Linked DNA regions of Homo sapiens: region 1 is linked to region 2. Evidence: read pairs that join two places in POLR2A ChIA-PET (ENCODE). Cell type or tissue: HepG2. All regions are shown on one strand. Links, peaks and the distances in the headings refer to the core of each region. The heading gives the core; the rest is flanking DNA.

The links. Peaks named below come from ENCODE experiments on the same cell type or tissue, not always from the same donor. Only the 100,000 strongest peaks of a DNase experiment are listed, where the experiment ranks them.
Region 1: POLR2A ChIA-PET joins it to region 2 with 11 read pairs; 7 of 35 experiments call an interaction of 5 or more read pairs at or near these places.

Annotation. Positions count from the first base shown.
Region 1 is chr2:27,115,660-27,130,805 of GRCh38, forward strand. ABHD1 (abhydrolase domain containing 1) reads left to right here and starts at 8,156. Exons shown (of 9, transcript NM_032604.4): 1 at 8,156-8,403; 2 at 12,782-12,942; 3 at 13,286-13,468; 4 at 13,657-13,702; 5 at 13,855-13,967; 6 at 14,095-14,268; 7 at 14,446-14,494; 8 at 14,592-14,757; 9 at 14,874-15,146. The coding sequence starts at 8,290. The coding sequence ends at 15,085. It overlaps CGREF1 (cell growth regulator with EF-hand domain 1), which reads right to left and starts at 3,469. Exons shown (of 6, transcript NM_006569.6): 1 at 3,187-3,469. PREB (prolactin regulatory element binding) reads right to left here. Exons shown (of 9, transcript NM_013388.6): 9 at 15,097-15,146. LOC124907744 (a long non-coding RNA gene) reads left to right here. Exons shown (of 2, transcript XR_007086252.1): 2 at 1-1,826. RefSeq lists enhancers at 2,401-2,901, 2,902-3,402 and silencers at 8,001-8,080, 8,101-8,240. In HepG2, for the core only: a CTCF peak has its summit at 8,113; DNase peaks (open chromatin) are centred at 7,722 and 10,752; H3K4me3 peaks cover 1,276 bases; H3K27me3 peaks cover 3,398 bases.
Region 2 is chr2:27,170,376-27,185,521 of GRCh38, forward strand. No RefSeq gene overlaps it. Among named protein-coding and RNA genes, the nearest start is that of TCF23, 29 kb to the left of the region's middle. RefSeq lists an enhancer at 1,146-1,440. In HepG2, for the core only: no CTCF peak of the experiment used is centred there; DNase peaks (open chromatin) are centred at 7,566, 9,456 and 10,426.

The DNA.
Region 1 (15,146 bases), core at 4,531-12,530, 54 kb before region 2:
CTCCCTATTTCGATTACAGTCCAGAATCTTCACCTGGGCATTCAAGGCCTTCTACAATCAGATATCAAGTTACTGTTGACTCATCTTCCAGTGCTGTATTATGATAGCACACTGCTTCAAACCAAGGAGTTATTGGAGTCTCCTAAAATACTTTCCACTTTCACTTTTCAGTGCTTTTGCCCAACCTGTTCCATCCTCAATCTGGAATGTCCTGGGCCCTCCTGACAACCTTAGCATTCGGTTATAGCCCACCTCAAAAATGCAAGTGATTGGGCTGAGTACAATGGCTCACGCCTGTAATCCCAGTACTTCGCAGGCCAAGGCAAAAGGATTGCTTGAAGCCAGGAGTTCGAGACCAGCCTGGGCAGCAAAATGAGACCCCCCCCATCTCTAAAAAAAACAAACAAAAATTGTTTTTAATTAGACAGCATGGTGGCTCAAATCTATGGTCCCAGCTACTTGAGAGGCTGATGCAGGAGGATCACTTCAGCCCAGGAGTTGAAGGCTGCAGTGAGCTATAATTACACCACTGCACTCCAGCCTGGATGACAGCAAGATGCCACCAAAAAAAAAAAAAAAAACAAAGGCCGGGCATGGTGGCTTACACCTGTAATCCCAGCACTTTAGGAGGCCAAGGTGGAAGGATCACCTGAGGTCAGGAGTTTGAGACCAGCCTGGCCAACATGGTGAAACCCCATCTCTACTAAAAATATAAAAATTAGCCAGGCACAGTGGCACGTGCCTGTAATCCCAGCTACTTCGGAGGCTGAGACACGAGAATTGCTTGAACCCAGGAGGCAGAGGTTGCAATGAGCCAAGATTGTGCCATTGCACTCCAGCTGGGGTCACAGAGCAAGACTGTCTCAAAAAAAGAGAGAGAAAAAAAAAAGTAAATGATGTGGACTTTCAGTATAATTTTTTTTTTTTTGAGATAGAGTCTCACTCTGCTGCCCAGGCTGGAGTGCAATGGCGCGATCTCAGCTCACCACAACCTCCACCTCCCGAGTTCAAGCGATTCTCCTGCCTCAGCCTCCCGAGTAGCTGGGATTACAGGCATGTGCCACCATGACCTGCTAATTTTGTATTTTTAGTAGAGATGGGGTTTCGGCATCTTGGCCAGGCTGGTCTTGAACTCCTGACCTCAGGTGATCTGCCCACCTTGGCCTCCCAAAGTGCTGGGATTACAGGGATGAGCCACCAGGCCAGGCCTATTCTCTCTCTCTCTCTCTCTCTCTCTCTCTCTCTCTCTCTCTCTCTCTCTCTCTTTTTTTGAGACAGAGTCTCGCTCTGTCACCCAGGCTGGAGTGCAGTGGCGCAAAATCTACTCACCATAGTCTCCACTTCCCAGGCTCAAGCGATTCTCCTGCCTCAGCCTCCCAAGTAGCTGGGATTACAGGTGTGCACCACTACACCTGGCTAATTTTTGTATTTTTAGTAGAGACGGGGTTTCACCACGTTGGACAGGCTGTTCTCGAACCCCTGATCAAGTGATCTACCCACCTTGGCCTCCCAAAGTGCTGGGATTACAGGCATGAGCCACTGCACCTGGCCAATATTCTAAGTAATGCTTCCAACTGTGACATTTTAGTGCAAGTAACCCACCTCAGTGGTTTAAGGAAAGGCTAAGACACCTCATGTAATGTGTAATGAGGTTAGTGCGATGTGTTGACACTTAGACATTTCTAAACATTAACAAAAGCTTTTGTGAGAGAAATAAAATAGTTATTGAACCACTGCCTGTCCAATAAAAATGTCCCTAACCATTTTCTATAACTATAATGTGCATGAACATAATTACCCTAATAAACACATGAAAGCCACCATAACTGTTAACAGTTGCCATGTAATTTAATAAAGTTATGTCACACACGTGCACTCACACATTCACAATGACCCTCCGGCCCCAGTGTTCTTCAAGCCTTTGCACCAGTGCATGGGAGGAGAGCACGCTCTACAGGTTAGACTTCTGATCAAATCCTGCCTCTGATACTACTCACTGTGGGACCTAGGCAGGTGTCTTAACCTCTCTGAGCCCTGGGATCTGAATTTTTTTTTTTTTTTTTTTTTGAGGCGGAGTCTCGCTCTGTCGCCCAGGCTGGAGTGCAATGGCACGATCTCGGCTCACAGCAAGCTCCGCCTCCCGGGTTCACGCCATTCTCCATTCTCCTGCCTCAGCCTCCCGAGTATCTGGGACTACAGGCGCCTGCCACCACGCCTGGCTAAATTTTTTTTGTATTTTTAGCAGAGACGGGGTTTCACCGTGTTAACCAGGATGGTATCGATTTCCTGACTTCGTGTTCCGCCCGTCTCGGCCTCCCAAAGTGCTGGGATTACAGGCGTGAGCCACTGCTCCTGGTCGGGATCTGCATTTTAAAAATGAGGATAACGGTATCTGTCTCCTAAAGGTTTGGGGAGGCTGCAATGAGAAAACTTAGGGTAGGTGCCTGGCACCAAGCAGGTGCTGCTTGGGTATTTCAGAGCCTCTGGGCTGTGGCAGGGGCCTTGCAGGGTTATCCTGGGTAACTTCCCATCCAAAGCAAAAATTTCTTCCTCAGCAACCCTGTCAAATGGCCTCTGCTTGAATCATTCCAGGACAGGAACCTAGCACCTCACAGGCCGGCAGTTCCATCTCCTGTAGAGTCGAACTGTTGGGAAGCTAAAATTTTGAGTAGAATCCTCTCCCTTAATTCTTAATTTATCCCTCTGGTGCCCTTGTGCCTCCCAGCACCCATCCCCCAAGAAAGGAGACAGCGGCTACAGGGCTAGAGGAGCCCACACCCGGGAGCTGGTCCCTCGGCCACCTGCAAGCGGACGACAGCCTCGGGCCCTCCCCAGCGCTCCATTTCTTCCCCGTCGGATGAGGGGGAAAGCTCCCGCCAGCTGCCCCTCCCCCAGGACTGCTGGAACACGGAATGCGGGGCTGGGGGAAGCGCCTGGGGAACTGCGAAGCCCCAAATTCACACCAAGGAGCCTCAGGCTCGCTCTCCAGTCCCTTCCTCCACCTGCCCTCAGGGTACACAGGGGCAAGGGCCACTGCTCCCGCCGCGTCTGAGCCGCAGGGGATGCAGAGGGACTGCGCTCTCGGGATCTGGACCAGAGGCTGGAGGCCACCTACCCCGCGCGGCCCTGGCTGGCTGACGGCGATGGGCTCGGGTCTCCGGCCGGCCGGGGCGGGGTGTCACCCACCTGCTGCGGCGCCGCGCGGCTCTGGGGGTCCAGCTCCGTGGGCGCTCCTGGCTGCTGCGCCGCCCGCGCCTCGCCTCCCGCCGCCAGCCTCCCCCGGGCCGCTCCACGTGGCCGCTCCACGTCGCCCTCCCGGCTGGAGCCGCCGCCCTGGCCGGGCAGAGTCCGGAGCCAGTGCCAGCCGCCGCCCCGCCCGCCGGACCTGGCCCTTCGCAGCTCCACCAGCGCCCCCGCTGCGCCCGCGGCCGGAGGGGCTGCGCGCGCCCGTGTGAGTGTGCGCGTGTGTGCGTGCGTGAGTGCGCATGTGCGCGTGTGCGAGTCCGCGTGTGCTCGTGAGTGCGCTCGTGTGCTTGTGCGGGTGTGCACATGCGTGTGACATTGTGAGCGTGAGTGTGAGCATGTGTAAGGATGCACGTGTGTGAGCGTGCATGTGTGCGCGGATGTGTGCGTGTGCCTGTATGCACACATGTGAGTACAGAGAGACCAAGAGACAGTGAGGCCAGTGTGCATCAGAAGTATGTTTAACTGTGCTCATGCTTTGGTTGCCACTTTCTCTGCCTGAGGGACCCAGATGTATGTGACAAAATGGAACCTAACTTACTGTTAGCATGTGCGGTTGTGACTGGCATGTGTGGCTCTGTGTATGAGGAATTTGTGACACGGTAGGGGGTATTTTGTGTGACTGTGCATCCGTGTGATAGTGTGGGCTTCAGGGGCCGGGCGTGGTGGCTCACACCTGTAATCCCACCACTTTGGGAGGCCAAGGCGGGTGGATCACGAGGTCAGGAGATGGAGACCATCCTGGTTAACACAGTGAAACCCCGTCTCTACTGAAAATACAAAAACATTAGCCGGGCATGGTGACGGGCGCCTGTAGTGTCAGCTACTCGGGAGGCTGAGGCAGGAGGATGGCATGAACCTGGGTGGTGGAGCTTGCAGTGAGCCGAGATCACGCCACTGCACTCCAGCCTGGGTGACAAAGCAAGACTGAGACTCCGTCTCAATAAATAAATAAATAAATAAAAAATAAATGATAGTGTGGGCTTCAGGGTATGGCCAATGTGTGACTGACTGCCCAGGGGTGTGGCGGTGCAGAGTGTTAGAGGCATATGTATTGGGGTGTCAGGGTGAACTCTTCCTGAGTTGTTTGTGACACTCCATCACAGCGACACTGTCATCACAGCGACAAGCCCACTCTCATCCTGTCCTCCTCCCAGTGATGAACACTGCTTGTCACTGCCTTTTTAGATCACGGATTCTGCTGGTTTCGGCAATACCTCTCCTACCTCTGGTCATTTCAAAAAGGTCTCCATTTTCTTCACCGTCAGAGTTCCTCAGGGCCCTCTCCTCACTTTCCATCTGCTCATGTGCTCATCTGCTCACCTAGCTCCCATCACTGTTATGCATTGACTCGTGTCCTTCACAAAGTTATATGTTGAAGTCTTAACCTCCAATACCTCAGACTGTGACCTTATTTGGAAATAGGGTCATTGCAGATGTAATCCATTAAGATGAGGTCATACTGGAGTAGGGTGGGCCCCTAATCAATATGACTGGTGTTCATATCAAAAGAGGAAATGTGGACACAGACACACACATAGGAAGAACATTGCTATGGCCTGAATATCCCACCAAATTCATGTGCTGAAACTTAGTCCCCATTGTGGTGATATTAAGAGGAGGAAGCCAGGCACAGTGGCTCACACCTGTAATCCCAGCACTTTGGGAGGCCGAAGTGTGAGGATCTCTTGAGGCCAGGAGTTTTCGACCAGTCTGGGCAACATAGTGAGACCGTGTCTCTACAATAAATAAATAAATAAAAATTAGGCATGGTGGTGCACGCCTGTAGTCCCAGCTATTTGGGAGGCTGAGGCAGGCAGATCCCTTGAGTCCAGGAATTTGAGGTTACAGTGAGCTGTGATCCTGCCACTGCACTCCAACCTTGGTGACAGAGCGACATCCTGCCTCTGAAAAAAACCAAAAAGGAGTAGGGCCTTTTGGGACATGATGAAACCATGAGGGCTCTCCCCTCATGAAGGGATTAATGACCTTATGAAAGAGGTTTCTGAGAGAGTTCACCCCTCTTGCTCTCTTGCCTTTCTGTCCCTTCCATCACATGAGGAAACCCAGACGCACCATCTCTGAGGAATGGACCTTCACAGACACCGAACCTGCCAGTGCCTGGATCTTGGACTTCCCAGTCTCCAGAACTGTGAGGAATAAATTTCTGTTGTTTGTAAATTACTCAGTCTGTGGGATTTTGTTATAGCAGCACAAACTCACTAAGATGTTTGTGAAGATGAAGACAGAGATCAGGGTGATGCTTCTACCAGTCAGGGAGTGCCAAAGATTTCCAGCAAAATGCCAGAAGCCAGGGGAGAGGCATGGAATAGATTATTCCTCACGGTTCCCAGAATGAACCCACCCTACTGATATTTCAGTCTTGACTTCTAGTCTCCAGAAGTGTGAGACAATAAATCTCTGTTGTTTAAGACAGTCCCCAACCTTTTTGGCACCAGGGACCAGTTTCAGAGAAGACAATCTTTTTTTTTTTTTCTTTTTTTTTTCTTTTTTTGTATTTTTTTAGTAGGGACGAGGTTTCACCATGTTGGCCAGCCTGGTCTCGAACTCCTGACCTCAGGTGATCCGCCTGCCTTGAACTCTCAAAGCATTGGGCGTTACAGGCGTGAGCCACGTGCCCAGCCTCAGAGAAGACAATCTTTCCACAGATCAGAAGGGTTGGGGGTGAGGGTGATGGTTTTGGGATGAAACTTCCACCTCAGATCAACAGGCATTAGATTCTAATAAGGAGCACGCAACCTAGATCCTTCTTGTGTGCAGTTCACATAGGGTTTGCGCTCCTATGAGAATCTAATTCCACTGCTGATCTCAGGCAGTAATGCTTGCTCATCCTGCTCACCTTCTGCTATGCCACCTGGTTCCTACCAGGTCATGGACCAGTACCAATTTGCAGCCCAGGGGGTTGGGGACCCCTGGTTTAAGACACCCAGTTTGTAGTGCTTTCTTACAGCAAACTGCCAACTAATACACCACCTAAATGCTGATGATTGCCAATTCTCCACCTCCAATCTCTAAGCCCCAGGCCACTTCAGGCATTGAATATCCTACTAATTTGTGCCTGAGTTTTAATTTATAAAGGTGGCTGAGTGAGGACATGAAGAGGTCACTGCTATTGAAAGAAAAGCTTAATGTTATTTGCAGTTCCCCTAGAAACAAAAGGCACGGTCACAGGGGGAAGTGCCAGTGTCACTCAGGAGGCAGAAAGAAGCGAAGGGAAGGTACAGGCCTTTATTGGGGTTTACTTCTCCCAGTAAGGCAGGAGAAGCAGTTTGGGACTGGCTAGTTTGAATAATTCCAGAGTGCTCTGGGGCACAGGGACAGGTCCTGGTTACCTGGTCCTGGGTTGATTTAGGGCAGGGGAGATACTGGCTTGGAATGTGAAAGTTAGAGAAAGGAAGTGCTCAGAGTGTGAGCTCTGGATTGTAGGGGAGATGTAAACAACCTTGGCCATTAGGTTGGCCCTGTGATTTATGGATGCCAAATAGACAAATACAGAACCTAAGGAAACACAGTTAAAACACCTACCAGCACCCCAACTTCTACATGTCTGTGTCTAAATGCATCATCTTCCTCTTCAAACCTTCCTCTCCTCTGTTTCCCTGTCCCAGGGATGGACACTTTATATCTGTGCAGTCAGAAACCTGGAGGTCATCCATGTTCCTCCTTCTTCCCCTGCCTCCAATCTACTACCAGGTCCTATCAATTCTGCCACTGATCTTGAAGATCTTCACTCCTCTCCTGGGTATCCTCCAGTCCGGGCATCTTTTGAGCCTGGCGTTCTGTTAGCAGCCTCCCAGTGGCCTCTCTGCTTCTACTTTCCTCCTCCTCCAATCTATTCTCCAAGCAACTGAATGATTCTCCTAAAACATAACTCATGTCACCCTTCCCTTCTTAAAACCCCTGGATGGCTTTCCTCTGACCCTAGGATAAACTGCAGCAATTATGTGGTCCTTGACCACCCACATGCTCCAGCCACACCAACTTTCTTTGTTCCCTTAAGACATCCTTCACCTCCAGGCTTTTGCCTTTGCTGCCCCCTCTGCTAGAACACCCTCGCGTGAAGTCCGGGCACCTCCGCAGTGCTCCCATGGCAGCTGGTACTTCTCTTGTGTGGACCATGTTAAGCCCTGATGACTTGTGGACCTCCTAGAAGCTTTACGGTGTATTGATACCTAGGCTCCTCTCCAGACTAACTGTATCGGGGGTAGGGCCTGGGCACTGGTAGTTTTAAAAATCCTAGATGATTCCGATCTGCAGTCAAGGTTGAAAGCCACTACTCTTAGTAGACGACCTCCTATATTTCAATGAAGACACGGACAGTAACATGGGGGGTCTGTATCAAGTGCCTGGTACAGGGCGGGTGGTGAGCAAATTATCTACTGTACGAGGACTGTGTGGCAGGGACTGTATGAGACAATGCAGAGTGACACTGCAGGAAGGTGCATGTGTTGCAATGCCACCACTGAGCAGCTGAAAGCTTTGTGACAGTGTGGGGTGTCACAGTCGGACAGTGACTGGTGAGGGTCACTGTGAATGGCTGTAGTGTGTGACAGAGCAGAATGTCACTGCAGGAGTAGCTGTGTCCTGTGCGTGACTGACTGCGAGCGCCTAAGGGACTCTGGCCAGGCTGCTGGACTCGGGGCGTCGCCGGGGAAGAGTTTAAGGGAGCTGGAGATGCCCCGCACCAAGATGGCAGCTGGGGGAGGCCGCTTGTCTCGGGCTGCACAGCCAAGAACCGCGGAGGGGAAGAAGGCAGGGGAGGGCGGGAGGCCATTCGCAGGTCACTCGGGTTAGATCCGCGCGAGGCACTAGGCGACCAGCCACCCAGCCCCGCGACCAACTAGCGCCGCCTCTCGCCGCCCATCCCGGGGCACCGGCGGTGGGCGGGGCCAGCAGCGCAAACTGCCTGCAGCGGGGACCGGACCTGCACAGGCCGCCTATGGCGGGCGGCGGGTGGGACCGCGAGTTACAGCCGGCCAACTGGGGCCAGCCAGGAGCCTGAGGGTCGGAAGCCCCCAACACAAGATGCTGAGCTCCTTCCTGAGCCCCCAGAATGGCACCTGGGCAGACACCTTCTCTCTGCTCTTGGCTCTTGCCGTTGCCCTCTACTTGGGCTACTACTGGGCATGTGTGCTTCAGGTGGGTGCGGGTCCACCGCTCTGGCCAGCGGGTTTGGGTGTAGGGGGCAGCTTCCAGACACGGGCTTGGGCCCTTGGTGGGAACTGGGATGGTTGGGCTTCCCCACAGGTGAAATTTGCTACCACCGAATGGAGAGTCGGCTCTGCCTCTCTAGTGCCTCTGCATCCCATGTGATCCCCATGCCAGCTGGGCCTTTTGGGTACCGGAGGGTGCTGCTCCCTATAATGTGGACAAGCATTTGGGGAAAGGTGGGGTGGAAGGCATCCTGAGGTATCAGAGATGTGCACACTTTGCGTTCCTTTTTAGGTGGTTTAGCTGAGTCTTTCAGCTGCACTGAAGGAAGGAACCAGAGGTCTGTGGGTCATGGCTAACTCCCAATACCACCCACCCCCCAAATAGCTTAGTAGGACCTCCCTTCCCTTAAGGGCTGGCTGAGGTCAGAACTGGCCTAGCTCAGAACTGATGGATGACCCCAACTGTCCTTGCTCATTCAGCCGTTTTATGTTCCAGGCTCTCCATATAGTGAGTGTGATGAGAAAGTTTGAAGAGGTTGATTTTGATGAATTTGGAGACTTTTCTCACTGAAATTTAGATATATACATAATTTACATATCCAGGAAAAGCCAAATCTCTTCATCTTCATTAAACTCTGTTCTAGGTAGCTGAGTCTAACAAGACACCTACTGGTTCGAGTCCTTTAAAAAGGTCTATAGGAGACTTTAGTGTTACCTAGACTTTTCCATATTTTCAGAGCTTTCTACATTAGCATATATTGTTTACTAAATGTCTTCCTTAGGGCCGGGTGTGGTGGCTCACGCCTGTAATCCCAACACTTTGGGAGGCAGAGGCGGGAGGATCGCCTGAGGTCGGGAGTTCGAGAGCAGCCTGACCAACATGAAGAAACCCCATCTCTACTAAAAATACAAAAATTAGCCAGGCATGGTGGCACATGCCTATAATCCCAGCTACTCGGGAGCCTGAGGCAGGAGAATCACTTGAACCTGGGAGGCGGAGGTTGCAATGAGCCTCGTGCCATTGCACTCCAGCCTGAGCAACAAGAGTGAAACTCCGTCTCAAAAAAAAAAAAAAAAGTCTTCCTTAATAAAACAGTTAAAAACTCCAAGCCTCACAATACTCTGTAGGCCTCACTTTATACATCAGATTTGGAAGGTCACTTCAGAACAAAACTGCCCCTAAGGAAACACTTTCCTTTACTTGCAACTAGCTGCACAGAAATCTGGGCCCCTGCTGCTTTATAGACTAAACCCTTTATAAGCTAACGAATACTGGTTAAAATGCAGGAAAAGTGCCATTCTGGAGGCCCTCTAGATACGGTGTTTGGATTGGCCAGCACTGTAATGGATCTATACTGATTTAAGCATAGCAACCAGTGCCATATTGTAATACTAATTCATTCTCAGGAGGGAGTCAAGAAACATTTTCTTGAGTTAAAATCAAATTAACCCACATAAATCAAACCTGTGAACAAATTTATAAGTCTTGTTCCACACTACTGGGCCGTTTGACCAAGGAATTAATAAACTGATAGTAACTCAGCCGAGCACAGTGGCTCATGCCTGTAATCCCAGCATTTTGGGAGGCTGAGGCGGGCGAATCACTTGATGTCAGGAGTTCGAGACCCGCCTGGCCAACATGGTGAAACCCCTATCTCTACTAAAAATACAAAAATTAGTTGGGTGTGGTGACGCAAGCCTGTCATCCCAGCCACTCAGGAGGCTGAGGCAGGAGAATCGCTTGAACCCAGGAGGCGGAGGTTGCGGTGAGCTGAGATGGCACCACTGCACTCCAGCCTGGGTGTCAGAGCAAAACTCCGTCTCAAAAAAAAAAAAAAAAAAAGGATAGCAACTCAAAATCTTGGCAATTAGGAGGCAATACCCGACAGTGACTAGACAGCGCAGGCTCTAGAGTCAGACAGACCTGGGTTTGAATCTCCTGCTCTGCCACTAACTAGCTCTGGCAAGCTTCTGGCCCTTGACAAGTTATTCAGCATTCAAATCCGTTCACATAGGGGGATCACAGAACCTATTTCATGGAACTGTTATGAAAATCACAAGACAAAATTTGTGTGAAGTGCTTAGCAGAATGCCTGGAGCTTAATGAGAACTCAACAAATCTTACCTACAAGTACTGGTGGTAATGTCATAGTTAATAATTTTGTTTTGCCTCTTGCTTGCTGTGTAACTGGACAAACCACTTAATCTCTGTCAGTCATAACTTCTTCACTTATAAAATATCTCATAAGTTTGGGCTTAGCCCAGTGCCTTCACACGACTGACAGCTGTCGTAATTCCAGGGCTTAAGGACTAGGGTCCAAAGTCACATCTCCCAACAGTTGCACTATCGACTTGGCATCTCTACCATTTGCCCCTGTAGACTATAGGAACTGTACTGGAGATAGAAATCTGGTCCTCATGTTCCTTAGGGCCCACTGCGGATATGCAGTTTCTATTCTTGAACCTATGGCATACTCCTCCTTCACATGCCTTCCACGTGGCTAGGCTCTCTCATTCACTTGATGTCTGTCCAGAACACAGCAGAGAAGCTGAAAGTCAGGGCTTAGTGCCCACTGACCTCATCTGTCCCTGTTATTTCATCCTTGTCACCTTCCCCCTAGCTGGCATGAAGGAAGAAAAAAATCGATTCACATTAGGGCTGTTCTTCCTTTAGAGCACAATCTAACAGCAGGGGCCCCACAAGTAAGAGAAGATAAGGTCCCCGGTAGAAAGAAGCCCCTTAGGCCAGACGCAGTGGCTTACACCTGTAATCCCAGCACTTTGGGAGGCCGAGGTGGGCGGATCACGAGGTCAGGAGATCGAGACCATCCTGGCTAACACAGTGAAACCCCATCTTTACTAAAAATACAAAAAAAAAAAAAAAAATTAGCCAGGTGTGGTGGCGGGCACATGTAGTCCCAGCTACTCGGGAGGCTGAGGCAGGAGAATCGTGTGAACCCGGGAGGCAGAGATCTTGCAGTGAGCCGAGATCACGCCACTGCACTCTAGCCTGGGCGACAGAGTGAAACTGTGTCTCAAAAAAACCCCTTGGCAGTGAGCAAGAACATTAGAGAATAGGAATATACAGATGAAGTGGTGCTAAAATCAGGAGCCAGAGTGGCCAGAGTCAGTCTTAGGAAGAAGACAGTGTAGCTTCATCTTTTTTTTTTTTTTTTTTTTTTTTTTAAGACGGTGTTGCTGGGCACAGTGGCTCACGCCTGTAATCCCAGCACTTTGGGAGGCCGAGGCGGGCGGATCATGAGGTCAGGAGATCGAGACCATCCTGGCTAACACAGTGAAACCCCGTCTCTACTGAAAGTACAAAAAATTAGCCAGGCGTGGTGGCGGGCGCCTGTAGTCCCAGCTACTTGGGAGGCTGAGGCAGGAGAATGGCGTGAACCCGGGAGGTGGAGCTTGCAGTGAGCCGAGATTGCGCCACTGCACTCCAGCCTGGGCAACAGAGCGAGACTCTGTCTCAAAAAAAAAAAAAAAAAAGAAAAAAAAAAGATGGTGTCTCGCTCTATCACCAGGCTGGAGTGCAGTGGCACAACCTCGGCTCACTGCAACCTCTGCCTCCCGGGTTCAAGTGATTCTCCTGCCTCAGCCTCCCGAGTAACTGAGACTACAGGTGCTCACCACCATGCCTGGCTAATTTTTGTACTTTTAGTAGAATCGGGGTTTCACCATGTTGGCCAGGATGGTCTCCATCTCTTGACCTTGTGATCCACCCACCTCGGCCTCCCAAAGTGCTGGGATTACAGGCATGAGCGACTGCGCCCGGCCGGCTTCATTTTCAACTGCAAAGTAAAGGCTGAAGATTGAATGGTGCTGCATTTCTTCAGCCCCTGCCCAGAACCCCGACTTTTTCTGCAGGGGATCAGCTGGGCACTTATTGACAGGGTCTCACTGTCGCCCAGGCTAGAGTACAGTGGTGCTATCATAGCTCACTGCAGCCTTGAACTCCTGGGCTCAAGTGATCCTCCCACCTCAGCCTCCCAAGTGGCTGGGACCACAGGCGCACACCACTGAGCGTGGCTGTTTACATCACCTGCTCTCTCCAAAATGGGTTTGGGGCATGGATAGGCTGAGCAGGAAAGTCAGCACTCAGTCAACTCAGCAGCTCCCAGTTCAGGGTCAATTCTGGGCAGTGACACTCCAGGACTGGGTTTTTTAGGGGCTCTAGCTGGAGTGTATTATCAGACTTGGCCATTCAACTGAGCTGTGCTGAGTATCTCACATGCAGACAAAGCAGGGTCCTCCAGGCTGGGCTCTGGAGAGGGGGCCCCCTCACCCTCTGGTGTTGGGTGCCTCACTAGCTTGGTGCAAAAGTCAGGGAAGTGGGGCAGACTGCTGTGTGATTACAGAGGCCTCGGCTGGTGGCTGGGCCGCAGTTTCTGGCCTTCCTGGAGCCACACTGTTCCATCACCACCGAGACTTTCTACCCAACGCTGTGGTGTTTTGAGGGGCGACTACAAAGCATCTTCCAAGTCCTCCTGCAGTCTCAGCCCCTAGTCCTTTATCAGAGGTAAGAAGGGACAGAACAGGGTGAACATGAAACCCCAGGTATCTAGGGAAAAACCTATCTACCACTTTTAAAATGTAGGTAATCTGCCTCATCTACATCCCTGTGTTGAGGGTTCAATGACAATGGATGTTATATGGAAGGGCTATATAATTGCACGGCCACCAGGTCATCTTTTATGTCCCCATCACACATTGTCAAGCCTTACTGTTTTACATGAAGAACACCCTCAGATGATGCTGACGGGAAGTGATAAGACTTGTTTGTGGGTGGGGCAGGGGGCAAAGCTTTTGAATTACATTAAGTTCTTAATAGTATCTTTGTGTGCCTCTTCCTCCAAAACCAGTGACATCCTCCAAACACCAGATGGAGGCCAGCTCCTGCTAGACTGGGCCAAGCAGCCTGACAGCAGCCAAGACCCTGATCCTACTACCCAGCCCATTGTGCTGCTGCTTCCTGGCATCACTGGCAGTAGCCAGGAGACATACGTCTTGCACCTAGTTAACCAAGCTCTGAGGGATGGCTACCAGTAAGGATGGGTGCAGCCCCAGAGTGGGGTGGCATCTGAGAACGTGTATTAGGGAGAAGTCAATCCGGACACTGATAGATAAGAAGAATGCTACACAAAGGGAGTCTTTGGACAGGGGTCTTTCTGAATACTGAAAGGGGAGAGGGGCTAAGAAGGGTCTGGCTAAGATGTACCTGTGTGTGCCACAGGGCTGTCGTGTTTAACAACCGGGGCTGCCGTGGGGAGGAACTGCGGGTGAGTAGCTGCCTTCCTCATAGCAGCCCTTCACCCACTCCCTTTAGAGATCCTTGGCCCTGGGGCTCACCTCCTACCTATCCTTCCTCAGTTTCCCCTCCACCTTCTGGCCACGGTCTCCCTCCCTACCCAATGATCTGGTTTGCCCTCAGACCCACAGGGCTTTTTGTGCCAGCAATACTGAAGATCTAGAGACAGTCGTGAACCACATAAAGCATCGTTATCCCCAAGCTCCACTGCTGGCCGTGGGCATCTCTTTTGGAGGGTAAAGATTGCCTGGGCTTAGCCCAGAGGCCCAGTCTTCCTTTTTTTCCTCCTCCATGTCCCCTTCCTCTGTCCCAACCCACATTAATGCAAACCCTTCTTTCATGGTCCCTTGTCCAATTCCACAGGATACTGGTGCTGAATCACCTGGCACAGGCCAGGCAGGCTGCAGGGCTGGTGGCAGCACTGACTCTGTCTGCATGCTGGGATTCCTTTGAGACCACTCGCTCCCTGGAAACCCCACTCAACTCACTGCTCTTCAATCAGCCCCTCACTGCTGGGCTCTGCCAACTTGTGGAACGGTAGGGTCGTGGCAAGTGGGAGGAGGCAGTAGACAGAGTAGGATGGCAGACACTCCAGGCTCTCCTAGTGCTTGGTCAGTTCTCTCTGGGCTTCCTCACACATGAGATAGTAAGACAGGGCCTGGGGGTGGGGGATCAGATCCAGGTGTCAAGCCAAACTCTTATGTACTTTTGCAGAAACAGAAAGGTGATTGAAAAGGTGGTGGACATAGACTTTGTACTACAGGTATAATATTCAGCCATGCCCCTGGTTCCCCCAAATGAGTCTTCCACTATCTTCCTATTCTTTATCATCTTAGCCTATCCTATGGTAAGACCTGCAGGCCCGTACAATCCGCCAGTTTGATGAGCGCTACACATCTGTGGCCTTTGGATATCAAGACTGTGTTACCTACTACAAAGCAGCAAGCCCTAGAACCAAGATAGATGCCATCCGGATCCCTGTGCTCTATCTCAGTGCAGCAGATGACCCCTTCTCCCCCGTCTGTGGTGAGTACTCTGATTCAGGACACTTTGGCCCCAAGGAAAATGGGCCATGAGGGACGCAACAGACAGCCTGGGCTCCCAGTGAAGGCCAGTGTTTCTAACCTCTGACCCTCTCCTAGCCCTTCCCATACAGGCCGCCCAACACTCCCCCTACGTTGCGCTGCTCATCACAGCCCGGGGTGGCCACATCGGCTTCCTGGAAGGGCTGCTCCCGTGGCAGCACTGGTACATGAGCCGCCTCTTGCATCAGTACGCCAAAGCCATCTTCCAGGACCCAGAGGGGCTGCCTGACCTCAGGGCTCTCTTACCTTCTGAGGACAGAAACAGCTGACAAGAGTACCATTTGGGGTCTCAGTTCACTCTTTCCTTGTTTATTAAATATCAACTTTTCC
Region 2 (15,146 bases), core at 3,497-11,496:
GGCAGGAGAATCGCTTGAACCTGGGAGGCAGAGGTCGCAGTGAGCCAAGATTGTACCAAAGCACTCCAACCTGGGCAACAGAGCGAAACTCCGTCTCAATTAAAAAAAAAAAAAAAGTACAAGCCTTTAGCCTGCCCCTTCAAAGATGCCAGCACCAGTTATACAGCACTCTGTGTTCTGAAGCCTGAGTTCCACCTCGGCAGGGCTCCTCCAAGCTTCTAGGTTCCAGTAACTCCCACCTTTTTCTTTCATTAACTCCACCGCTCTACGTCCTTCAGTTGCCACCTCTCTGTTCCTTGGAATTTGTCTTTTGCCTTTGCAGTCCTTACCGTTAAATTCCCTCTGTTATAATAACTGGTGTGGTTTTTATGTTCCTAATTGGACCCTGACTCATACAACAGCCCAGATAAGATTCTTTTGGCGTCTGACCTGTTTCTGGACTACATACAGTATTACTTCCCTTTTCTTATTTTTATTTTTATTTTGAGAGGGGGGTCTCGCTCTGTCACCCAGGCTGGAGTGTAGTGGCACAATCAGCTCACTGCAGCCTCAAACTCCTAAACTCAAGGGATCCTCCCACCTCAGCCTCCCAAGTAGCTGGTACTACAGGTGCGTGCCACCATGCCCAGTTATTTCCCTTTTAAGTAGGGAATCTGAGGGCTGCAATAGTTTGCAGATCCTCACAGCCTTGCTTGGTTGATTGTCCTTGGCATCTTGGCATGGTTACAGAAACAAATCAGAGCCAAAGAAAGCTGAGAGTCTTGGGTGTGACTGTTTGCCATGGGACAGCTAGGGTCAGGCCAATCTTTATGAACATGGTACTTGCTGGACTTTTTTTTCTCTCCTGTGAATGTGCATGGGAACAGTAGTGTCTTTCCTATAGTCTTCATGACCCTCCCCAGTTGCTGGAGCAACTGAACTTGAAAATTTCCAGCTCCAGAGGCACTTTTTTTTTTTTTTTTTTTTTGAGACGAGGTGTTGCTCTGTTGCCCCCAAGGCACAATCACAGCTCACTGCAGACTTAACCTCCCAGGCTCAAGTGATCCTCCCACGTTAGTCTCCTGAGTAGCTGGAACTACAGGGGCACCACCATGCCCAGTTGATTTTTTATTTTTTAATTTTTTTGTAGAGACGGAATCTCACTATATTGCTTAGGCTGGTCTCGAACTCCTAGGCTCAAGGGATCCTCCCTCCTCGGTCTCCCAACGTGTTGGGACTACAGGCGTGAGCCAATGCACCTGGCTCAGAGGCACCTTGTTGTTACTATGGCACCATTGTGTCTGTGTGCGTTTAATGACATCATTGCAAGGGCTGATTCTTTAACCAGATTGTAAACATGTGTGCAAAAGTTGCCCCGCAAATTAACAGGAAAGTTGTGCAATTTGCAAGCAGAGCAGCATGACCTAAGGCCTTGATGGGCCATGATCTTTCAGTGTCCTTCCCCTGGCAGGTGGGTAGCAAACATTATGAATTATCATAAACCCAGTCCATCCTCCCCACCCAAAAAAAACGCCTCGTGATATATAATTTTCCTAACCGGGTTAAGTACATGATTCCTACCATTTAAATCTATGTCTAAATAAAGCAGAAGAACACAAACTGCTTATTTTAAAATCTATTTTTATTTATTCTTAGAGCCAGAATATTTTCTTAAGATTTTCGTAGTGTATAAATTCTAGATTTTGCCAGGCTTTTGGTTCTGCCCAGAGGCACTAGATTGGGCAGAAATGGATAGAAATTTCCTCTGTCTCCACTCAGATGCATGTTTTTGTCACCCCAGTTGTATTCAGTGAGCTTGTTTTCTGATTTATTTTTTTAAGTGGGACCCATTCATTTCCATTAAGGCCCTCATGAATACTATCCAGGCTGGGGCTTGGCTGTGCCTATCTTGGGGCAGAGTAGTCTCTATTATCCAGAAGATCTCCTGGCTTGATGTCTTATCTTTGCATTGTCAAATGTATTCAGCAGGCATTCATGTTATACCTGCGACAGCGGTACATCATGTCACTTCCAGATCTGGACCAGATAACTCCTGGGATCCTGGTTGTGTAGCCTGGCTATCATATCTCCCTCAGGAAAAACTAGTGTTATCAGCTCCCTTTCTTGCTTCTTTTAAGGACCTACATGGATTTTTCTGAAGTGCCACTGCACAATGCTTCCTCTTTCCAATACCTGTTAGATCTGAAAGGGGAATTGAGTCTCCCGTGGGTGCTGGGGTATGGCTGAGGGGTAGGTGTGGTCTGCAGGGCACCACGTGCAGCTTGTCTGTAGGCTCCATTAAAGACCAGTCAGGGCTGAGCACAGTGGCTCACGCCTGTAATCCCAGCACTTTGGGAGGCCGAGGCGGGCAGATCGGCGGGCAGATCACAAGATCAGGCATTCGAGACCAGCCTGGCCAACATGGTGAAATGTCGTCTCTACTAAAAATACAAAAATTAGCCAAGCGTGGTGGCACGTGCCTGTAGCCCCAGCTATTCGGGAAGCTGAGGCAGGAGAATCACTTGAAACTGGAAGGCAGAAGTTGCAGTGAGCCAAGATCACGCCACTACACTCCAGCCTGGGTGAAAGAGTGAAACTCCAACTCAAAAAAAAAACAAAAAAACACCAGTCAGATGTGCAGGGATGGGAAGATGCTGGCCTGCATGTACTCTTCATCCCCTACCTTTCCTGACATCCTCACAGGAGCCATGGAACAGCCAGAGTGAACATTCTAGCGGTGCCTCAGGCCACGCCTTCTCTCAAGATCCATATGCCACTTTCTTTTTTATGCCCCTGAGCATGAACGCAAGGATCACAGTGGAGACAACTTTTCCTCTCCTGGAAGTCTGGGACAAAGGCTGCAAGCCTCAGGTTCCCTGAGGGAACTCACCTGGCAGGCCTCCGTGGAGTCCCCTGAGAGGGAACTCCAAGGGGCTGCCCCACCACTCGCTGTATCTTGGGAGGGTCCCCCATGCTGCCACACAGACAAGAGGAGGGACTGCTCTGACTGATTCATGAGCTCCCCAGTGCATCCACTCAGGGAGACCCCTTCCCCAGACAGTGGAGGGTCATGACGGGGCAGCTTTTTAGCTGCGTCCCACCAGGATGAAACATTCATCTTCCAATTCCTGGTGTTTCACCCTGGTCCAAGAGACCCTGGCTGCCTGTTCTGAATGGGAATATCCCATCGTTAGTAAGTTAGAGAAAACTACAATCCATTTAAATGACTCAATAATCTGCAGAAGGAAAACTAAACCGAACAACTCAAACAAGTGGTTTTTAATGAGACCGAACCAAAAGAAGTAACGGAAATGTTTTTTAGCATCAACACAAAACTGTACAAGAAATTAACACACTATAAGATTTTCCTCCCCTTCTAGCAATAATATCTCAATGTCCTCTCCCAGCTAAGTCCGTGTGGTTTGAGAGGGACGAACTGCACCCCAGATCTCGATTTAGACACGACCCCATTTATGCCAAGGAGAGTCAAACCCAGGATTTTGTGGGCGTGGAAGTAAGTGTCCATCCGACTCCTCATTGCTGCTTTTCAATGATTTCTTCTCCCTTCTATTTCAAAAACACCAGGGGCTTTAGAGTTTGTACCCTCTGGTTTGTCCCCCAATATCCTTTGTTGGTGGCAACTTCTACTAAATTCTGAGTCATTCCCTGTCTTTCATTGAAGATTTTATCATCTGACTGTCTTTCTCTCTATCCTATTCTTGTCATCATTTTTTTGGTTTCAACACTCAAATGGATGATTTATCCAACATCTTGGCATCTTAGATTCTGACCTCCTCAAATGCAATTTTCTATTTTCTCTCTTCAGCCACCCATTTCTATGGTCATGCCCTTAACCTTGTCAAAACCAATAATACACCATTCTCAGAATCTCTATTTTAAGCATTCTGATTGGATATTGTGATCCCTATGTCTTATCCTTCCATCTCAGTCTCATGCCTGCAGTCCAGTATTTCTTCAGTCTTCTTGAGACCTTTAATTCATTTGCTTCCTTCTGTCTTACTAACCATCTTCCCTCGTGTCCTTACTTCCTCTTTATTCATCCCAGATTCTATGTTCATTGTTGTAATTGCTCCTTTGCAAATATCCTTATCCCTTACCCCTCCTCTCCCACTGTTTTTGCGTTGCAACATCCCGACCCTGCACGGTCTTCCCACTCTACACTTCATCTGAACACTGCTGGAAATGAATACACGATTGTGTTCACTGGCCTGCCTCAAAATTCTCAACCAAAAATCTCAAATAGGCACTCAACACTCTGTGGCAATCTTCCCTGATATGTTTTCTTTCTTACATTCTAACACATTTATTTCTCGCCTTCTTTTTTCTCCTCAGAACCTCTCAGCTTGCCATCACCACGTACTTCATGACAAAAACAAGAGCAATCAGGCAGTAATCCCCTGTTTTCAGACAGGCTGCAGTGAGCTGTGGTCGCACAAGGCTGCAGTGAGCTATGGTGGCGCCAGGCTGCAGTGAGCTATGATTTCACCAAGGTGCAATGTGGCTGTTACCACAGCTACCCATTTCCCAGCTGGCGTGTCCAGGCTCACCATGGGTGATGCGCCCCTTCCCACCAGAGGCCTGTTCTTTTCTGGGGCCAGAATCCCACCCCCTCTTGCTCTTCCAAAGGGCCTCACTCCTAAAATTATTCCCTCTGCCTTCTGCATCCTCAGCTTCTCGCCCTCCACTGGATCATTTCTCTCACGTATATTAGCATGCAAACACTCTCTAGCATGGCATCTCCCATTAAACAAAACTCCTGACCCCACTTCCCCACCTTAACTACCACCACATTTCCCTGGCCTGCTGCATAGCAAAAAAATTTAAGTGCTCTCTATTATTGCTGTCTCCATTGTCTTTCCTCACTCACTCACTCCAATCAAGAGCCCATCTCCAGCTCACTCCTACAACAGCACTGGTAAGGTTATTGGTGGCCTCCCTTTTGCCAAAGCTGATGTCGATTTCTGTGGTCTTGTGTCGCTATGTTTTTGTGTTTTGGGCATCATTTGATTTCACTACTCCATCTTTTCTCTTCTTTCCTTTTTTTTTTTTTCTTTTGAGAGACAGGACCTTACTCTGTCGCCCAGGCTGGAGTGCAGTGGTGTGATCATAGCTCAGTACAGCCTGGCAGCTCACTCCTGGCCTCAAGCAATCCTTCCACTTTGGCCTCTGGCATTACTCCCAGCTCCATCCTTCTTGAAACACTTCTCTAGGTTTCCTAATCAACTCAGTCTTCTTCCTGGCTCCTTCTCCCCGTTCTACTTCTTTTTTTTGTTTGTCTTTGTTTTGAGATGGAGTTTCGCTCTTGTTGCCCAGGCTGGAGTGCAATGGTGCGATCTCGGCTCACTGAAACGTCCGCCTTCCGGGTTCAAGGGATTCTCCTGCCTCAGCGTCCCGAGTAGCTGGGATTACAGGCGTGTGCCACCACGCCTGGCTAATTTTGTGTTTTTAATAGAGATGGGGTTTCTCCATGTTGGTCAGGCTGGTCTCGAACTCCCGACCTCAGGTGATCCACCAGCCTTGGCCTCCAAAAGTGTTGTGACTACAGGCATGAGCCACCACACCCAGCCCTCCCTGTTCTACTTCTAAACCTAAAAATAGTGTGAAGAAAATCAGCAAGGCAAAAATCACTATCAGCATAATCAAAAGGCAAGTGTCAGACTGGACAACAGTATTTGAGCTCAGGTCATAAACATAGGGATAATCTCCCTAATATTTAAAGAGCTCCTAGAAATCATTAAGAAAAAGACCAAAACCCCATAGAAAAATGGAGAAAGAATATAAACAGACAGATCTCAGGAAGGGAATACAAATGGCCAGTTAGCAACACAAAGAGAGAGGCCAGCTCATTAATAATAAAGGGAAGTGTAGATTAAAGCTACACTGAAATACTGTCTCATAGCCAGGCACAGTGGCTCACACCTGTAATTCTCAGCACATTTGGAGGCTGAGACGGGTGGATCACTTGAGGTCAGGAGTTCAAGACCAGCCTGGCGACCACGACGAAACCCTGTCTTTACTAAAAATACAAAAATTAGCTGGGCACAGTGGCGCGCACCTGCAGCCCCAGCTACTTGGGAGGCTGAGGCAGGAGAATCACTTGAACCTGGGAGGTGGAGGTTGCAGTGAGTTGCGATCATGCCACCGAACTCCAGCCTGGGTGACAGAGTGAGACTCCTTCTAAAAACAAAACAAAACAAAACAAAACAAAAAAAACCCATCTCACCTATCATATGGATAAAAACTCAAAGTTTGACAACATGCTCTATGGGAAACAGTTCTTTCTCATATTTTGCTGTGACAGTAATGTGAAAAGAGATTTTAAATGGATAAGACGAAAAGTACAAAGCAGTGTGTATTTTATGCTACCAGATCATACATCATTTCTGTTTTATTTGCATAAGATACACACACACACACACACACACACACACACACACACAAAACAATAAAAAGCAGTTACTTGTTCTAGTGGAAACTGGAGCAGATGGGGGATAAGGTGAAAGTGAGTCTTGTTTTTTTTTTTTTTTTTTTGAGATGAGGTCTTACTATGTTGCCCAGGCTAGAGTGCAGTGGCATTATCACAGCTCACTGCAGCCTTGAACTCCTGGGCTCAAGCAGTCCTTCTGTCTCACCCTCCCAAGTAGCTGGGACTACAGGCGCCACACACCACCAAGAGAGTGAATCTTTCAAGTGTATGCCTTTTTAGGTTATTTGACTTGTAAACTATATGAAATGTATAATTTTTTTTAGTTTTTTAATTTTTTTTTTTTTTTTTTTTGAGACAGAGTCTCGTCCTGTCACCTAGGCTGGAGTGCAGTGATGCAATCTCGGCTCACTGCAACCTCTGCATCTCAGGTTCAAGCGATTCTCCTGACTCAGCCTCTTGAGTAGCTGGGACTACAGGCATGCACCACCATGCCCGGCTAATTTTTGTATTTTTAGTAGAGAGAGGGGTTCACCATGTTGGCCAGGCTGGTCTCAAACTCCTGACCTCAGGCGATCTGCCCACATCAGCCTTCCAAAGTGGTAGGATTACAGACATGAGCCACCACACCTGGCCAGTTTTTAAATTTTTTATCTTTATGAGACAGTCTCACTCTGTTGCACAGGCTGGAGTACAGTGGTGTGATCGCGGCTCACTGCAACCTCTGGCTCCTGGGCTCAAGTGATCCTCTCACCTCAGCCTCCTGTAGCCTCCCTCCTGTACCTGGGACTACAGGCACATGCCACCACACGCGGCTAATTTTTGTATTTTTTAGTAGAAACAGTGTTTCATCATGTTGCCCAGGCTGGCCTTGAACTCCTGGGCTCAGCAATCCGCCCGCCTCAGCTCCCCAAAGTGCTGAGATTACAGGCATGAACAACCGCACCTGGCCAATTTTTTTTTTGTTTTGTTTAATGAGAAACAAACAAATATGAGTTCAAAGAGTTTCCTGGGGAAGTTTTTCTGTACAATAGTTCAAAGAACACAGAGAAATGCGTTTCATCTTCAAAGGAAGTTAGGGCATTATTATAAGCAGGGTGTGTAGATCCTGAATTGGACTTTAGTCCTGTACCATTCGGAGGTGATCATGATGGCCTGGATGGATGTTTATGATGACAGGCACCAGCATCACCAAGCATGCATTGATCTATTTGAATACTTTCCACCAGATCCATGACTTGGCCATGTACTGATTCCGATTTTATCAGCACGTCAGCTAACACCGTTATCTGCTTTAATCACAACTTTTACCAGAAGCATTGGCATCAGTTGGACGCTTCTAGCTGCTAGGCAGAACATACTCAAACCAAATAGCTTACACAATAAGGACAGCCATCATTTCACATAAGATGATGTCTGGAGGCCAGGTGGTCCACGATTGGCTCAGAGCCTTGATGAAGTCATCACAGATCCAGGTCCACCGATGAATTTGTCTTTCTGCCTTGCTATCCTCAGCAGGTTGATGATGCTTTCACTTTGGGTTTCAAAATAGCTGTAGCAATTCCAGACAATATGTGAAGATATGACTTGATCCAGCAAAGGAGAACAGGAGAAAAGGGGGTGCTTCTTCTCATGCATCTGTTTTTATTGGAATAATATAGAAATAAAAACTTCCTGACGTAATTTTAAGACAAAAATATGCTATATAAGTAACTGTATTACTAATTTTTTTCTTCTTTTTTTGTTTTTTGAGACAGGGTATCCCTCTGTCACCCAGGTTGGAATGCAATAGTGTGATCTCAGCTCACTGCAGCCTCCACCTCCTGGGCTCAAGCAATCCTCCCATCTCAGCCTCCAGAGTAGCTGGGATTACAGGTGTGCGCCACTATGCCCAGCTGATTTTCAAATTTTTTTTTGTAGAAATGGAGTCTTGCTTGTTGCCCAGGCTGGTCTCAAACTCTTGATCTCAAGTTATCCACCCATCTCCACCTCTCAAAGTTCTGGGATTACAGGTGTGAGCTACCTGCCCGGCCTGTTTCTTAGTTCTAATAGTATTTTTGGTGTATTCTTTGGGATTTTCTATATACAAAATCATGTTGTATGCAAATGCAGGTGGTTTTACTTCTTCCTTTCCAATTTGGATGACTTCTATATATATTTTTCTTGCCTAATTGTTCTGGCTAGAACTGCCAGTACAAGGTTGAATAAAAGTGACAGCAATAGGCATCTTTGTTTTATTCCTGATCTTAGGGAGAAAACTTCAGTCTTTCATCATTAATTATAATAGTATTAACTGTGAGTTTTTCATAAGTGCCTTTCATCAGGTTGAGGAATGTCCCTTCTATTCTTAGTTTGTTGAGTGTTTTTATCATGAAAGGGTGTTGGATTTTGTAAAATGCTTTATCTGCATCTATTAAGATGATCATATGGTTTCACCCCTTCATTTCATTAATGTGGCATAGCACATTAATTGATTTGCATATGCTGAACCACAGTTGCAATCCTGGGATAAATCCCACTTAGTCATGGTGTAAAACCCTTTTTGTGTGCTGCTAGTGTTTTTTTGTTGTTTTTTGTTTTGTTTTGTTTGTTTTTAGAACCTGTGTTCAGCCAAGCTGCTAGTTTTTGTTTACTAATATTTTTGAATATTTTTGCACTGTATTCATAGGGGATGATGTTCTGTAGATTTCTTTTCTTGTGATGTCTTTGTCTGATTTGGGGCAGGGGGCAGGGAACTCACAAAGTGCCAAAAGGGGAACACCTTCAGATTTGTTTCTGTTGCCCTAAGTCATAGAAGCTGGTAAGAGTGTGATCAATATACAAGAATTCTTTTTTTGGTTTCATTTTTTTTCTTTTTTCTTTGTTTTGTTTTGTTTCGTTTTTGTTTTTTTTTTGAGACAGAATCTTGCTCTGTCACCCAGGCTGGAGTGTAGTGGTGTAATCATGGTTCACTGCAGCCTTGACCTCTTCTGCCCTAGCCTGGATAATTTTTTTGTTTAATTTCTAGTAGAGATGAGGTCTCACTATGTTGCCCAGGCTGGTCTCAAACTCCTGGGCTCAAGCAAACCTCCCACCTCGGCCTCACAAAGTGCTGGGATTACAGGCATGAGCCTCTTTACCCAGTCAGTACAAGGATTCTTATTTGAACGTTGGATATGACATCAAATGTCAATTTGGACAGCTTGAAAGACCCACAATTAACCACTGCTCAGTTTGAGAAGCTGAACCAACAAAGATAGTTATGCACAAAGGAACATTACATATGAAAAGAGGCAAAGTAGCTAAAAAAACAGAGTACTGTTTTTAAAAAGTATCCAAAAGTTTTGAAATGCACCCTTATGGCTACTGAGTCCTTGTATGTTCAATTGCAGCAATATTTTGTGTGTGTCCATATCCTGGCATGAGTGTCAATTTTGGAGAAAAACTAATTTGAAGAGAATTTTTTTTTTACATTGGAAAGGTGATTAAAGAGTATCTAGGCTGGGCTTCGTGGCTCACCCCTATAATCCCAGCACTTTGGGAGGCCCAGGCAGGTGAATGACCCGAGGTCAGGCATTCGAGACCAGCCTGCCCAACATGGTGAAACCCCATCTCTATTAAAAATACAAAATTTAACCAGGCATGGTGGCAGTTGCCTGTAATCCCAGCTACTTGGGAGGCTGAGGCAGGAGAATCGCTTGAACCCGGGAAATGGAGGTTGCAGTGAGCCGAGATCACTCCACTGCACTCCAGCCTGGGCGACAGTGATACTCTGTCTCAAAAAAAAAAAAAAAAAAAAAGTATCTAAAGTGCCAGAAAAAATAATCGGGCGCAATGGTTGTTTGGCAACCCTCATTCAGGATGTTACGACACATTTCCCAAATATTCTGCTAATGGGAATCTTCCTGGCAACACAAACAATGAGTTTATCTCATGCAAAATGTATGAACATGGTGGATGACCTGCGAGGCACAGAAGGGAATGGAGGTGAAAGAAAAATGCTCTCACTAAACATTTCCAGCATCAGAATTTAGTATCCTTTCTATCACTTAAAACATGTTCTGACCAAGCAAGTGACACCACATGATCAATGAAGGAATCCCAAATACGTGGCTTGCAAAATCAAAACAAGACCTTTAGACCAACCACAGTTAACTCTCTGATTTGTCTTTTGTACCCCCTGGACCAATCTGCAGATGCATTTCTAGTTTTCCATGATGCCTGAAAGAACCTAAAGATGCTAGTGGGCAGACATGAACTCAGCCACATCTGATGGCCACTCCCCAAGAACCATTTTTCCTACTTGGAAGAGCCAACTGTCTTTGCCTCAAGAACAGGCTTCTGTCAGGAAGTCATCCTGTGGGACACTGACTTTTTTCTTTTTTTTTTTTTTGAGACAGAGTCTCGCTCTTTCGCCCAGTCTGGAGTGCAGAGGTGTGATCTCAGCTCACAGCAACCTCCACCTCCCAGGTTCAAGCAATTCTCCTCCCTCAGCCTCCCAAGTAGCTGGGATTACAGGCGTGTTCCACCATGCCCAGCTAATCTGTATATTTCCAGTAGAGATGAGATTTCACCACGCTGACCAGGCTGGTCTCAGACTCCTGACCTCAGATGATCTGCCCGCCTCAGCCTCCCAAAGTGCTGGGATTACAGGCGTGACCCACCATGCCCGGCCTGACACTGACTTCTAATGGTGCTAAAAACTTGTCCCTATGTGTCCTAGGAACTTTGAATTGTTGCAACTGCTTGTCCAGTCCAGCCTTGCGAAAAGAAAGAGCTCGTGGCAACCTCATCTCCACAAGTGTGGAGCTTCATGCATGCCCCCGACCTTTAAAGAGTAATATACCTCTCCTGTCACAAAGATCCCTGTCTTCAAAAGATGTTTCAAGACCAGCACAGTGGCCGAGCATGGTGGCTAATGCCTATAATCTCAACACTTTGGGAGGCCAAGGTAGACGGATCACCTGAGGTCACGACTTCAAGAACAGCCTGACCAACATGGTGAAACCCTGTCCCTACTAAAAATACAAAAATTAACCAGGCATGATGGTGGGCACGTGTAATCCCAGCTCTCCAGAGGCTGAAGCAGGAGAATCATTTGAACTCAGGAGGCAGAGGTTGCAGTGAGCCGAGATCACGCCCTTGCACTCCAGTCTGGGTGACAGAATGAGACCGTCAAAAAAATACATATATTTTTCCCATTAAGCATTATTTTGTTTATCTATTTGCTTTGTTTCCAGCCTTGGCATGAATTTAAGTGCTACCTTGTCAGATACTCATTCTCTCTCCATGTTTACATCTGTTTCTGGACTTTCCCGTGTACTACTCATCTATCTGTTCTACCATATAGTAAGGCAAAGACCACCTCACTATTCTTCTATAATATGTGTCCATCTATTCTCAGACTTATTCTTCCATATAAGTCTTCAAAACATTTAGTTCAGTTCTCTCTCCCTCTCCCCAAAACCTGTTGGGTATTATTTGAAATGTTATTCTATTCATTTGTTTATTTGTGACGTGGAAATCCCTGAGACGAGACAGCTGGAGAAGAATATCTCAAATTCTGTGTAAAAACTAATCTAAGTTCCAAGGTTCACCCCTAAACTATGCATGTGCAGAACATGCCCAAAGATGCATAGCAAAGGCTCTGAGAATGAAACTAAAATGTAAATATAAATCAACATCCAAGTCCCAGACCAACCCCTGAGTGGTACATGAAGGAACAGACCCAAACAGCAGAGCAAAGTCTTCCAAAACTGAACTGACTCATGTGGGAATCCATAGAAGATGAGACAGAACTTGTGGTCTGAATCTCGCTGGGTGGGTGGCCTGTTAAAACAAAGAAACAAACGAAAATCAACATTAACCAGCTCATCACTGTGGCTCACGCCTGTAATCCCAACATTTTGGGACACCGAGGTGGGTGGATGGCTTAGGCCCAGGAGTTAGAGACCAGCTTGGGCAACAAAGTGAGACCTCCATCTCTACCAAAACATAAAAAATAAAAAAAATTAGCCAGGCATGGTGGCTTGCACATGTGGTCCCAGCTACTCAGGAGGCTGAGGAGGGAGAACTTTTGTAGTCAAGGAGGCAGAGGTTGCAGTGAGCCAAGATCTTGCCACTGCTCTCTAGCTCTGACAACAGAGCTAGACCCTGTGTAAGAAAAAAAAAAACAGAAAACAAAAAAAAAAAAGAAAGAAAAAGAAAAGAAAAAAAGAAAATCAACAATATCCAGAAGATATAACAGAACTCAGAGCCTCAGAACAAAATATTCAGAATATAAAGAACCAGGAAAATCTGATAAGTTCTATCAGTTCTCAAGGGGAAAGACAATCAACAGATGCCAGCCCCAGTGTTGGGATTACCAAAGACTTTAAAGCTGTTATTATAATCATTCTTCAAGGAGAAAAGGTGAACATTCTTGAGAGAAAGGTAGACATTTAAAAGATGATTAGGTCATGATGGTCTGCCCTCATGAATAGATTAATGTCACTATCATGGGAGTGGGTTCATTATCTCAAGAGTGGATTTGTTATAAAAGTGAGTTCAGGGCTGGGTGTGGTGGCTCATGCCTGTAATCCCAGCACTTTGGGACGCCGAGGTCATGGAGGATCACCTGAGATCAGGAGTTTGAGACCAGCCTGGCCAACATGGAAAAACCTCGTCTCTACTAAAAGTACAAAATTAGCCAGGTATGATGGTGCACGCCTGTAATCCCAGCTACTCAGGAGGCTGAGGCACAAGAATTGCTTGAGCCTGGGAGGCAGAGGTTGCAGTGAGCCGATATCGCACCACAGCATTCCAGCCTGGGTGACAGGGTGAGACTCTGTCTCAAAAAAAAAAAAAAAAAAAAAATGAGATCAACGAGTTCAGCCCTCTCTTGGCTCCTCCTCTCCCTCCCCAACCACACACAAACATGCAACCACAGACTCTCCTGCCCTTCTGCCTTCCACCATAGGAATGACAAGGCCAAAAAAAGAGAAGGCCTTCACCAGAGGTGGCCCCTCAATCTTGGACTTCCCAGCCTCCAGAACCACAAGCCAAATAAATTTCTTCTTTTGATAAATCACGCAGTCACGGGTATTCTGTTATAGTAATACAAAACAGACTAAGACAGCCCATATGCTTTCATTTTCCAAAATTGTGTTGACATATTTTGACTTCTGTCATATTTTTCCCTTCTCTTTAACCCTGTGAGTTTATGGTCCTTTTATTTCTTTACTGTTATTACAGTGGGGATTTGGGAGGGAACAGATAAATGCATATTCAGTCTTTTGTGTTTACTTACACAAGCTCTTCTTTAATCAAGTCTACAACATAAATATAGTTTAGCAAACGAATACTACTTTCTCATGAATGCATATAAGTTTATCTCTGGGGCCAGGTTCTCTGACAGAAAATATAGGTGTTTACCAGTCACGTTCCCAATAATTGTCTCCATGAAAGCCATTGGATTTTTCTGTTCCAAGGGAGACACACTTAAAAGGATTGCCACATGGTTTCCAGTCCAGCTGCCAGAATTGCCAGTGCTACTTGGGCTGTGATGAAACAGAGTTCACACAGTCTGACAGACAAGTGGTTTTACACGGGGGCTGTGAGAGCTGGGGCAGCCCACTGACAGTGGTAAGCTAGCAACCTGGCAAAAGAGTTGTGGGTTTCTGTATGTCTATGAGTAGCATCCCAGTATTCACACATATAATCAGCACCCAAAAATGCCTTTTCATTACCTATATCGTAATCACCCCCTTATGGAAACTCATAAAAATAGTGTTGAAATAGCATTGACTCCCATAGGAAACATTCTCTTTCCCCCTGATCATTTCTACAGCACCTTGATCTTCAATCCTAAGGGGTCTTTGAAAAGGCAGTCATACTCAATTAAGTGTCTTCCAAACAGAGATAACTCCAGGGTCTCAGGAAGCAGCTGGCCTGTGTTTCATTCTCCTTTGAGTGCTGCAGCCAAGCTAAAGAACATTATTAGGTGGTGGTTTTTAAAATTTTGGATGGCACAAATGTAAACTGGTAACATGCCCTACACACATCTTAGTTTTAAAAACGTTGTCCCTGTTCATCTTAGCCAGCTGACTCTGAGAATTTTTATTTTATTCTGTAATATTGTAAAACTATGATCTTGGATCTCCCCCCACTGCCTCCCTCCCAACCCCACCCCCAACCACTGCCTCCGAAACACACACACACACACACACGACACTAGCCACCCTTAGGCTCATGTGAAAATGCTGGGCTGTGTAAACTGGAACTGCCTTGAAAAGATGGAGGTGCATCCCCCAATAGGGTTGGCCAGATTTAGCAATAAAAATACAGGATGCCCAATTAAAACTGAATTTCAGATAAACAATGAATAGGCAACCCCAGGCACTGAGGATGAGCTTCGATTAAGCCAAGTGGTAATCCTCTCCTCCTTGCTAGTGATTAGTTTGGGAGTGGGCTTATAACACAGTTCTGACCAATTGGAGCAGAGGAGAAATCTTCCAGGGGCTTCTGGGAAAGATTTTCTTCCCTGATTAAAAACAGAGAGAGTGTGTGGAAAGTTCCTTATGCTTCCTGCCTTCAATGATCATCATGTGAAGATATGGTGCTGGGAACAGCAGAGATCATCTTATCACCGGGAAGGGAAAGTCACGAGAAAGTCAGAGAGACTGAGCCAGAACTCTGACATTGTGGAACTTCTGAATTAGGCAGCTCTGGAATTCTCTTTTCCAGGACTTTTATGGGAAATAAT